Linked DNA regions of Homo sapiens: region 1 is linked to region 2. A link is a contact called in ENCODE Hi-C data. All regions are on one chromosome and are shown on one strand. The core of a region is the stretch at or near the end of the contact, and the rest is flanking DNA. Distances in the headings are between cores, read along the strand shown.

Region 1 (5,175 bases), core at 1,117-3,616, 7.6 Mb before region 2:
ATTAAGAAAACTCATCTGGGTAAATGGGAATTGATTTGAAGGACCACCAGTACCTGATCCATTGTAAACACATCCATAGGGAAGAGTGCAGTGCTAATATCTCCTTTGGCTTCTCAACTCAAAAACTGGCTCTACTAAGAGGGAGCCACGTTCATAGTGAGCCCAAAAATATGCAAAAAGGAGCCTGATTTAGTTTAGACCCTAAAGTCCAAAGATAAGATCACAGTAAACACCACCCTCTTCATAAACCTTCCTGACTATCCCCCAAATAGATAAATCACTTCCATTTTTAAACTCCAATAGCACCATTTCTCTTCAATACCTGTCCTATTATCTTGTATTATAATGATTTCCTTACATTCTTGTTTTCACCAACCCGAAGGAAAAACTTCATTTTAAATATTTTTGTGTGTCCCTAAATCATGTGCACACATACACACACAATACATACATATACATGCATATATATACACACATACATATGTATATACATGCATATCACAATATATTACACATATATTAAACTGAATTGAATGAATGAGCGAATGTTTACCAAATACAAAGTAACTAAATGCCATCTCTTTAATACATCAAAGCATGGACTGCCTCTTCTGAACTATTATTTCTCTACTCAATAAGGAGATTTTTAGGTTTTCCCCACTTGAGGAACATCTCCACCTGATATGTCAATTCCTAGGTTCTTCAGCACTCTTAACTTTTCAGATTTCCATTCTCCCCTAATACTCAAAGAAAAGCAGAGTGCTACTTTGAATGCTTGAGATTACTACTTCCTTCTTGGGCTGCTGAGATATATGACTCCCATCAGGTAGAATTAAAAAGCGGTGCAACAACTCCCCACACTCCCTCCCAAAAAAGTAGCAAAAAGCTTGTTAGACCCTTTAATTTCACCATGTCTTACTCAAAGAGTGCCCCGGGTAGCCTAATTCAATAGTATCTAACACCTCTCTTCATCATCCCATACTTCTCATATGGCATATGCTTTCTCTATGGTAAAGAAACAATTGTTCTGAAACAAGTGACTTGGGGTCCCAGGGGCACCTGACAGCACCTAGTCTGCTCTTTGATGTCATATCAGGAATTTTTTAAATCCCCTTCCCAGGGTGACATTAAGCCTGCAAAATACAACTGTGTTTAAAAACAAAAATTAAGAAAAGAAAATAAAAGAACATAAAGAAAACAACCATAACGTGAACTTCCAACCTATTACAGCTGACTAAATACACGCAGTTACACACTTAAAATATTTCATTATGCTTGTCAATGAAACAGTGCAGTCCCTTCACACTACTGTAATGCTTAAAAGTACAGTTTTACCCCCAATATTTTCCCCCAAGATGCAAAGCATCCCCCAAATGGGCAGACATAAAACATTAGGTCTTCACTGCTGCTTCTAAATTTTGCGAGCCAATAAGCAATTGGTGTAAAGTGCAAAATCTCAGAAGAGCAAGACTCGTCTGCTTTTTTGTGATATGCTGTTATTCACCCTTCACCTTTACTTCCTTTAAAAATCAAAAGTTACCTAATGTTCAAGGCGATATCAATGGAAATTTAGCTAAATACTGGCACCGCAACGGTCTATTTCCCCCAAAGAATATAAGATTACATTAATTTCCTAGTAGTTTAACTCAAGTTTTACCTTTCATCTTCACCTATAGAGTTTTTAAAAGTTTCTATTCCTGTTGCATACAAAATTACTTACAATATCTGTGCATAGTAAAGAATTTTACAATTATATAAAGCCTTGCACATTTAGACGCTACCAACCTGCTCTGTCTCTCCTGACTGTGCAAAAGGCAAAAAGAGCTCAGTAATCCTAGCAGAAGAATGCAAATAACGTCAATGCACAGCTGAACTGCAAGCCCTGCCTTACAGGAACTCTCTGTGTCTGCAAAAAAAGACACATACTAAACAGGAAATGCAACTGAGCTGTGGAAAACCTCAAACTTAAAAATGCACTCGCCAGGCGAAAATTGCATCCATGCATTCATAAATGCATGCACAACCCTTTGCATTTTTGCAACTAATGCAAACAGCCTCTTACCTTTCGACTGAGACATTTTCCCCTTTCCTTTGATGGGGGAGGGGAGCACAAAAGACTTTGCCTTGCTTCTCTTCTGTAGCTAGTTTTGCAACAAAGATGCAAGCTGCAGGCGTGCAATCTTCATGCAAGTGGAGTTTCTCTTGACCGATGCAGCAGATGGACTTTCAGGGAATCAAGATGGAAATGCACACCTTGCAAAACAGACTGGAAAGTGATTTTTCCCCCAGTTGCAACGTTAGGGAAGGCTGTGCTGCAGCTACATGATGGGCCAGGGCTGGCAGCTAAAAGCTCCAAACTTGGAACTGAGTATCTTAGTGCGCAGACGTCCTTCCTGCGAAGGGCGCGAAGGCCGCTGGGTAATGTAGTTCTCCGGCGGAGTCCACGGGGCTCTGATTTAAGGAAACGTGGTCGCCCCGGTCGCTGAGCGAGATAACTGGGTGCGACAAAGATTGCGTCCAGATAAACAAGTCAGACACACACTCAGTAGAGTGATGGGTGAAAAGCGGCAAGGCCAAGACGGGGCGGCAGTTTTGTTCTCGAAAAGCCTCTGAAACAACAGCTAAAGAATATTAGGTTAGCTAAAGAGCTTTTGGCTTGTCGAGAAGGTCTGTTTGGGAGTTTAGTGTGTTGATTTTGCAGCTCAGCACCTGTTGTGCTGTTCTTGCCTGTAGACGTTTTACCCTCACACCTCCGTTTTTTGTTTGTTTGGGGGTTTTTTTGTTGTTGTTGTTGTTGTTTTTTTCCCGAGAGGGAGTCTCGCTCTGTCGCCCAGGCTGGAGTGCAGTGGCGCGATCTCTGCTCACTGCAACCTCCGCCTCCCGGGTTCAAGCAATTCTCCTGCCTTAGCCTCCCAAGTAGCTGGGATTACAGGTATGCGCCACCACGCCCGGCTAATTTTTAGTAGAGACGGGGTGTCAACATTTAGCCAGGCTGGTCTCGAACTCCTGACCTTATGATCCGCCCACCTCGGCCTCCCAAAGTGCTGGGATTACAGGCGTGAGCCACCGCGCCCGGCCACACCTCCATTTTTAAAAACATTTTTTCTAGTAAGAAAAATGTATGGATGATTGGGTTGGCTGGAGGTAAGGTTACCTTTGCTCTGTGGAGAAGATGCAAAGTTTTATTTTGTCAGAAACAATCCAGGTCAGTTATTTCCAAGGAACCCGAAACTCAGTAGGGGGTAGGTGTGGGGAAGAAGATTGGAGGCTTCTCATTTCTCACAGGGTTACAGAGGAAGTTCTGCTTTTTATACATCAACGCTAACTTTATCAAAATTAAGGTATCTAGATGATTTTTTCTCACCTGGGAGGAGAGTCCCTGGCCTAGGGGGAAAGTGGGTGGAAAATGAATACAGTCGAATATCTTGAATTTATTCATTAAAATTAAAAGATACTTGTTGAGTGTCCAGGATGTGCCAGGCGCCTTTCTAGGGCCCTGGGATGTTCATTCATTCTGTACCGCTCACACATAGTGGGTACACAGCACCCTGATGGAGAACGGCATCACCTTTTTCACAAGGAAGCCAGAGATGCTTAGCACAATTCACTGCAAGGAATGGAGAGGAGTGAGCAGGGCATGGGCAAAAATGAGCTCGGACTTATACTTCATGGAGCAGACAGACTCAGAAATGTTCTTTTAAGACAGAGGGAGGAATTGAGGAATTCAAGGAGGTGTGGACAAAGCACTGTGGCAGAAATAAGGACAACCTTACTCAGAAGCTGCCAAGGAGACCTTGTTGCCTTGTGTGCAGGAGTGGTGAGGGCGGGGGAGATTTACAGGTGAGGACTCCACAGGGCCTTAAAAGGTGGGCTAGAGGTTTGGACTTTATTCTGCAGGTACTTGCGGGGAGGTGAAAGGGTCTTGCAAAGGGGCGTAACTTAATCCAAGCATTGTTTTAAGAAAGTAAATTTGCCCTCAGCAATCAAGGTGGGTTGGAACTGGGAGAGGCTAGAGATAGGTTAGGTCAGTAGTGAAAGGCAAAAAGAGGCACTTTGAAAGAAGATTCAGCTAGATTTGATGATTACTAATGAAAACTATTGGAATTGTATTTAGGATGCTGGAAGCCAGGACCATCTGCATAAGGGATGCATTAGAGGGAAGGAAGCCGTCTTATTTCAGCTGCAAACCAGCAAATCAAATCTTAAATATGCAATAGGTTGTGAGACTAACATTAATTTACTTAAGTTGGTCCCCTTTACTGACATTCTTGACAATTAGTGAAGGCAATCTAATCTCCATATTAGCTTCTGCCCCTAAGAGGAAGGCATTGCTGGTCTGTGAACACAGGTGCAAGGACTTTCTAACTCTTTTATTGTCCTTCTAGGCTAATCCATGTTGTCCCTTCCCTCCTATCGTATACACACAAGCTCAGCACCCCCTCAAACCAGCATGGTTTCCTAAGTCTCATTTAACCAGGAGACACGTGTGAAAATCTAGTTCACTTTCCCAAACACTGATGGAGCCAGGCCCTGGGATAGCTGCTGGAGCTTTCTGTAAACTGGCTTAGCCCAGGCAGGGCCTGAACAGCCACCTAGAGCTTGCTTCAATTTGCATTTTATGTGGTCAGCTGCATTGCTCTTAAGTAGCCCCAGACTCCCTTCTTTATGGAAGAGTTCTAATCACAACTTGTCTGGTGCATTTTGCCACTGTCATTACTGCTCTTACTTTCTCTGCATAGGCGTGCGGAGTCCACAGCTGGCAAATGGATTGTAGCTTGAAAGTCAATCTGCAATTCATTTTCCCATAGCACCAACAATATGTTCAGCAGCTAATATACACACACAAGCACACATGCATACACAAAACACCTCTCATCCATAAATTGGCTGAATCATCCGTTTAAAAATAGCAAAATTTTGTATCATATTTCTTTCTGGGAAAAATGTATCCTGAATTTCAAGTAGGAAATTGGGATGACAGGGAACTCAACCTCTCTGTGAAGTCTTGGTTCCCAGAAGAAAAAGTTCTTCTTCCTGCCTTGGTGTTCAAAAGTTTCCTCTCCCACATACGTGGGTGGTGGAAGAGGAGGTACCTGTGCTCTTCTTCCTGCCAGTCTTCGTGGTATCATTGGTACTAGGAGGAGAATCCTCCCCATTGTGGCGTAAGAAGGCAGG
Region 2 (5,623 bases), core at 2,785-5,284:
TTTAAAACAAAATTTAAAACAACAAAAAGTTGTTTGCTGCATATACCCAACATGAATCTGCATATTAGTAACAACTCTAAACTGAATGGGAACAGTAAAGTATTGTCTTGGAATCACTAAAACAATTCAATTCAACATGAGTATAGTTTAGAACTTTATGAGAATTATGCTTGCTTGTTTCTGATTGGCACATCTTTGGATCTACTTTGCTGATATGTTTCTATTGTAGCAGCTGAGCTTTTTTTTTTTCCACTGGGAACACATGTAAGAAACTCATTATTGGAAAGGGAATTTGGCCTTGTATTTAGCTTTTGAAGTGAAGACTGCCATGCCTTTAATTTCTTATAAAAATGAGTCTGTGGGTAGCCCTAGTGTTTATTTTAACTGTGAGCTTGTAACAGAATGTGACAAAGATGCAAAGATGGGAGAGGAAAAAAGGGTAAAGGGAAAGGAGAATTAAGGAAATAATAGGAGTTAAAAACACAAGTAGAAATCTCAAAGATTTGCAGTGCAAGTAATAGTAATGCAAGTTGGAATTCTAGTTCTCAAGAAAGAGTATTGAGAAGACTTTTAAAAAGGCAAGTAGCTTTTGTAAATGATTTCTGTGGAAATACAGATGAGGATTTAAAGATTTCACATATTTGCTTCAATTTTTATTAATATATGAAGCCATATGTTTAAAGAGATACTTGAATAATTTGGAATTTTAAGATACTGGTGTAAAAGTGTTTACAGAAACATCTTTGTTCAAAGAAGAACCTGAGAGATCTCATTTAGTTTTATGTTTTAAATTTATTTTTATAATGCTTTATTAACTTACCTAATGCTCAGAGGGGGGAAATATGTATCAAATTAAATGAAGGTAGAGCAATAAAACCCACTGGATTAAAGAGCTCTTGGTTTGTCATCAGGATTATAATTCATATCTTACTTTGAGAAGATCTTTGAGTAAGAAAATGCAGTGTTTGAACCTGAGGAAAAGTTAAAGTGTAGAAAATATTGTCTTGCCGAAGGATTTTGCAGTCCTCTGTCAGTAACTTCCATTGATTAGGCAGACATATTCAGGTAAACCCTAATCATTAAAAAAAAATTATCAATGTAGAAAGTAATTCCCTTTTTTCTCTCTGAGATATACCTCAATCACACACTTCCCCACCCCCACTTGAAACAGACCTCTTCACTTGTGTTTTTTTTTTTTTTTTCCTGAGGTGGAGTCTTCCCCTGTTGCCCAGGCTGGAGTGCAGTGGGATGATCTTGGCTCACTGCAACTTCTGCCACCTGGGTTCAAGGGATTCTCGTGCCTCAACCTCCTGAGTAGCTGGGACTGCAGGCACGCGCCACCTGTATTTTTGTATTTTTAGTAAAGACGGGGGTTTGCCATGTTGCCCAGACTGGTTTTGAACTCCTGGCCTCAGGTGATCTGCCCACCTTGGCCTCCCAAAGTGCTGGGATTACAGGTGTGAGCCACCGCACCTGGCCAGACCGCTTCACTTGTAAAAGAAATTAGGCTAATAAGAAGGTGTAGTTTTTGAGAAATGAAATTTAACTTTAGCCTTTTCACTAGTAAATAGTCACATCTCATTTTCTTCCTTTGTAAAATGGGGTTACTACTGGCCCTACCTCATATTCTATGAGAATGAGTTTGTAGCTGTTTCAAATCATGAAGTGCATAGTATCACATGTGATAGAATATTTATAACTTTTTATTAGATGCTTAATGTTCAATTAAGTAATTTTGATGTGAAAAATAAAAGTAATAAAAGTATCTTAAAAATAGCATAAGAATTTTCATATTTTTAAACAAGGCAGTTTTGTAGTCCCTTAAGATTAAATACAACTGCTCCTTTTTTTTTTAAACTGAGGCCTTGCGATATTTTGTGTGAATAGATATGCCCTAGGAGTTCAGAAAAAGTTAAAAGTATGTTTTCTAATTAAATGCAGTGCACATTCCTGGATCAATATTCAAAGACTGGTCATAACCTGCTGTGTTAAAATAATCACATATGCTCTTTTTCATCAGATTTGTTGATGATGTAAATAAAATGTGTAAATATATTAGTAAATGTTAATATTCATGTATTTTAAGTTAAGGTTATAAAATTTGTCACAATGTGTTTTTTTATTCAAGTGAAAACAGATGTGTGCAGCTATTTTGAATATTGGTTTATAAACATTCATATTCTTTATCAAACGAACCTGTAGTTTTTGTGTTTCATTCCACTAGAGTTAACCTGAAGGGAACGGTTCAAGGGACTGTATTCGAGGTCTGTATGGCTCCAGGGCCTACGTGTATCCCTTTCTGTTATGCCACATACATTAAATGGCAATGCAAGGTGAGAGCCAGTTGAAACTCTTAGTAATTTAGGAGAGGAAAATGAGAGTAGTTATACTAGAGCAGTTACTCAAAAGAGTTGATTTTTTTTTTTTTTGAGACGGAGTCTCGCTCTGTCTCCCAGGCTGGAGTGCAGTGGCGCCATCTCGGCTCACTGCAAGCTCCGCCTCCTGGGTTCACGCCATTCTCCTGCCTCAGTCTCCCGAGTAGCTGGGACTACAGGCGCCCGCCACCACGCCCGGCTAATTTTTTGTATTTTTAGTAGAGACGGGGTTTCACCGTGTTAGCCAGGATGGTCTTGGTCTCCTGACCTGGTGATCCGCCTGCCTCGGCCTCCCAAAGTGCTGGGATTACAGGCGTGAGCCACTGCGCCCGGCCAAGAGTTGATGTTTTAAAAATTATAAAAGAGAAATGACAATTTGAAGGTATTTTTAAGGATTTATTTTTAAACATTATCCTTCCTTTCATTGTCTTAACAGTAAATTACTTCATCTTTGCTCATTCATATGTATTTTCACATTACTGAATCCCTAACACCCAGTTTGGGGTTTGCTTTGCCTTTTTTCACTTAACCTTATATGGGATTTTTTCTTGCAAGTTTAATTTTTATAAGTTTATTGGCTTCATAATGTATTGAATTCATCTGTCATAACCACCTCCATATTACTAGACTGGGAAGTTCATAATTTTTTTCAGTATTACCAATAGATATTATTGTCAATTGCGGTATCACATTTTCTTTCGTTTAGATTACGTCTTTAGGATAAATATCTGGAGCTCAGATTACTAGGTCAAAGGGTAGAGTTTATTTTTATGACTACAAGTTTTGTCATTTTTGGTAAGATATATCACAATTGACAATGAGGCAAACAAATCAACTAGCCCCCTCCTGCTCTTTCTTCCCAGCAAACTCCTTCCCCAAACTAGTTACTTGAATTTGAGAAACAGTATGAGGTTTTGCCTTTTGGAGACATTATTATTTGAGCCAAGTTTAGGTTATACAGATTTTTTAAAAAAATAACATGATTTGGCAAGATCATGATGAACCTCCTTTTCTTTGAGTAAATTAAAGTACTACTGGCAAATAATAAACTGGTCTTAGGAGGGATGGAAGGCGGATAAGCCTTAATGGAAGTAGAAGTGATCTGATACTGGAGACCCTGAGAGCTTGTCTCTGGCTTATTTTAGCATCCGGGAAAGCCTTGAATATTATGAAAGATAGATTGTAGCCCGATGTCACAGAGCCTTCTTACTTAAGTTTGGCTCAGCAGTCTGGCAATTCCCGCCTGAGTCTTCGCTATCCTGGCTACTGCAAAGCTGGGTAATTTAAATTGAGTGGCACTGATAAATGCTCAAAGAACTTGGCAAAGCTTAAAGATACTTCCTTTCCGCTGGTCTACGGACGTGAAGAATGAGACTTCCAGTTTCCAAGGAATTTGCTGCATAGACTCTATCGCCGGTTTCAAAAGTCAAACTGAGACGACTTTCTACTTTAAACAAACACTAGGGATTTGCTGGAGTGGCGACAACCTTCCGCCGCGTACCTTGAGCCCTTGTTTTTTTTTTTTTTTTTCGGAGACTTCCATTGGATGCCGAAGTTCTCGCCCCCTCACCTCGCACCGGGACTGGTTGATTCCTGGCCTTGGCGGGTGATTGGTCGAGCTCGCTGGGCTATTGGGCGCTGGGAGTCGAGGGGGCGGGAGGCGGGAATTCGTCTCGGGTTGTGTGGTTGAGGGGTCTGGTGGGTCGAGGAAAGGTAACGGCGGCCCCAGTCCTGCACACAAGGCCGGGGAAGTAGCAGCACCCCCAGGAAGAGGGAGGAGGAAGGGCTCGTGCCCTTTCTTCTCTTCCAGGGCTCCGCTTTATTTGCTCTCAGAAGTCGGTTTCCTTTCCTTTTCTTCAGTGAATCGGAGCTCAGAGCGTTGCTTCGGTTTCCCTCCAGACAGGCAAGTCGGAGGGAAGTCCACGGAAAGGGCTTGAGTTCTTCTGCACAGCCTGCGGGCCCATGGGTGGTGACTGGATCACCAGGGTCTCGGGGATCTCAACTGGCTGGGGGAGGAGGGAGATACGGGGCAGAAAACCTGAGGAGGGAGCCTATCCTTACCTCCTTTGAGCGCAGGCCTGTTCTTAGCCCGGGCGCTGCGTTAATTCTTGGCGGGAGGCAGAGGGGTGTGTTTATCCTTTATGCAATGTTTGGGGGAAGCTACCCCATTTTGACACTATTGTTGCCACAGCCGGGGTACAGGACGGGCTGATTTCTAGATTATATCTGAGTAACTAGGCCAGCGTTGAGTTGTTGATTCATATTAAGAGGTTAGATTCCACCATACCTCATTCTCAGAGCTTTACAGATAGAATCGCAAAATGTTAGAGCTGGAAAATACCCTAGAATAATGGTTCTTCTTTTGGAGCACACAAGCAGTGGTGAATGTTATTATTGGCTTCATAATCTATTGAATTGCTATTTTAACCATCTCTTCGTCCCCAGGTTGAATTTACAATTTTTTCCCACGACTGCAAATAATTCCTTATTTAATAACAGTGCATGTAATTTCCCCCGCTATTTTGATTTCCTTGAGATATATTTACGGGAAGAGAAATCTATGGACTTTTTCTTCAGAAAAATGCAATCATGTACAGAAACTTATGCTTGCAATTTCAAGAGGTCATTGTCTCTGAATTACATCCGTGGATCCTAGGTTAAGAAAAGTGGTTTAGAAGAGGTGAGGATTAAAGTGATCCTCATCTGTATCAGATCCTGGGTTAGGTACATTCTGCCCTGGCTAATTTTCATAAAAACCCTGTCAGGTAAGTAGTAGTATTTCAATTCCATATATGGAGAAACAAGCTCTGAGAAGTTAAGTGATTCACACAGTGGAATTCAAACTTAGGATTGCCTTACTCCAAAGCCCATCCTGTTTCTATAATACTCTACTGATCTTCAAATAACATTTTTGAGTGCCTACTATGTGCCAAGGCATTCTCTTTCTTATAACAGCCTTTAAATTAAATTAGGGGTTATCACAGGTAAGGATCTTAGACTAGAGAAGTAAAAAGATATGTCAAAGATAACATACCTGAGTCAAAGATAACATACCAGGCAGTATACCAAAACCTGGTATAGAACCTATGCTTCCTGACTTCTGGTCAACAGCTTTTTTCTTCTAACTGGAGGACTGCAGAAAGGGGTAACACAAAGGGGAAGAACTGGAGAAAGAGTGATGCTACGGAGTTGTAGAGAGAGAGGCCTCAGGAACTTATTTGTTTCTGTAGGTTGATTACATCTGATCT

Evidence for each region. A loop is a pair of places that touch in the nucleus more often than their neighbours do. Pooled maps may share reads with other maps.
Region 1: a loop to region 2 is called in a pooled map, with 7 times the contacts of the local background. The contact joins the promoter of MAP2K6 here to the promoter of BRIP1 in region 2. A Hi-C loop is called at or near these places in 3 of 50 pooled maps.

The regions. Positions count from the first base shown.
Region 1 is chr17:69,411,888-69,417,062 of GRCh38, reverse strand. It overlaps MAP2K6 (mitogen-activated protein kinase kinase 6), which reads right to left and starts at 2,366. Exons shown (of 12, transcript NM_002758.4): 1 at 2,063-2,366. The coding sequence starts at 2,078.
Region 2 is chr17:61,861,939-61,867,561 of GRCh38, reverse strand. It overlaps BRIP1 (BRCA1 interacting DNA helicase 1), which reads left to right and starts at 4,034. Exons shown (of 20, transcript NM_032043.3): 1 at 4,034-4,278. INTS2 (integrator complex subunit 2) reads left to right here. Exons shown (of 25, transcript NM_001351695.2): 25 at 1-2,195. The coding sequence ends at 5.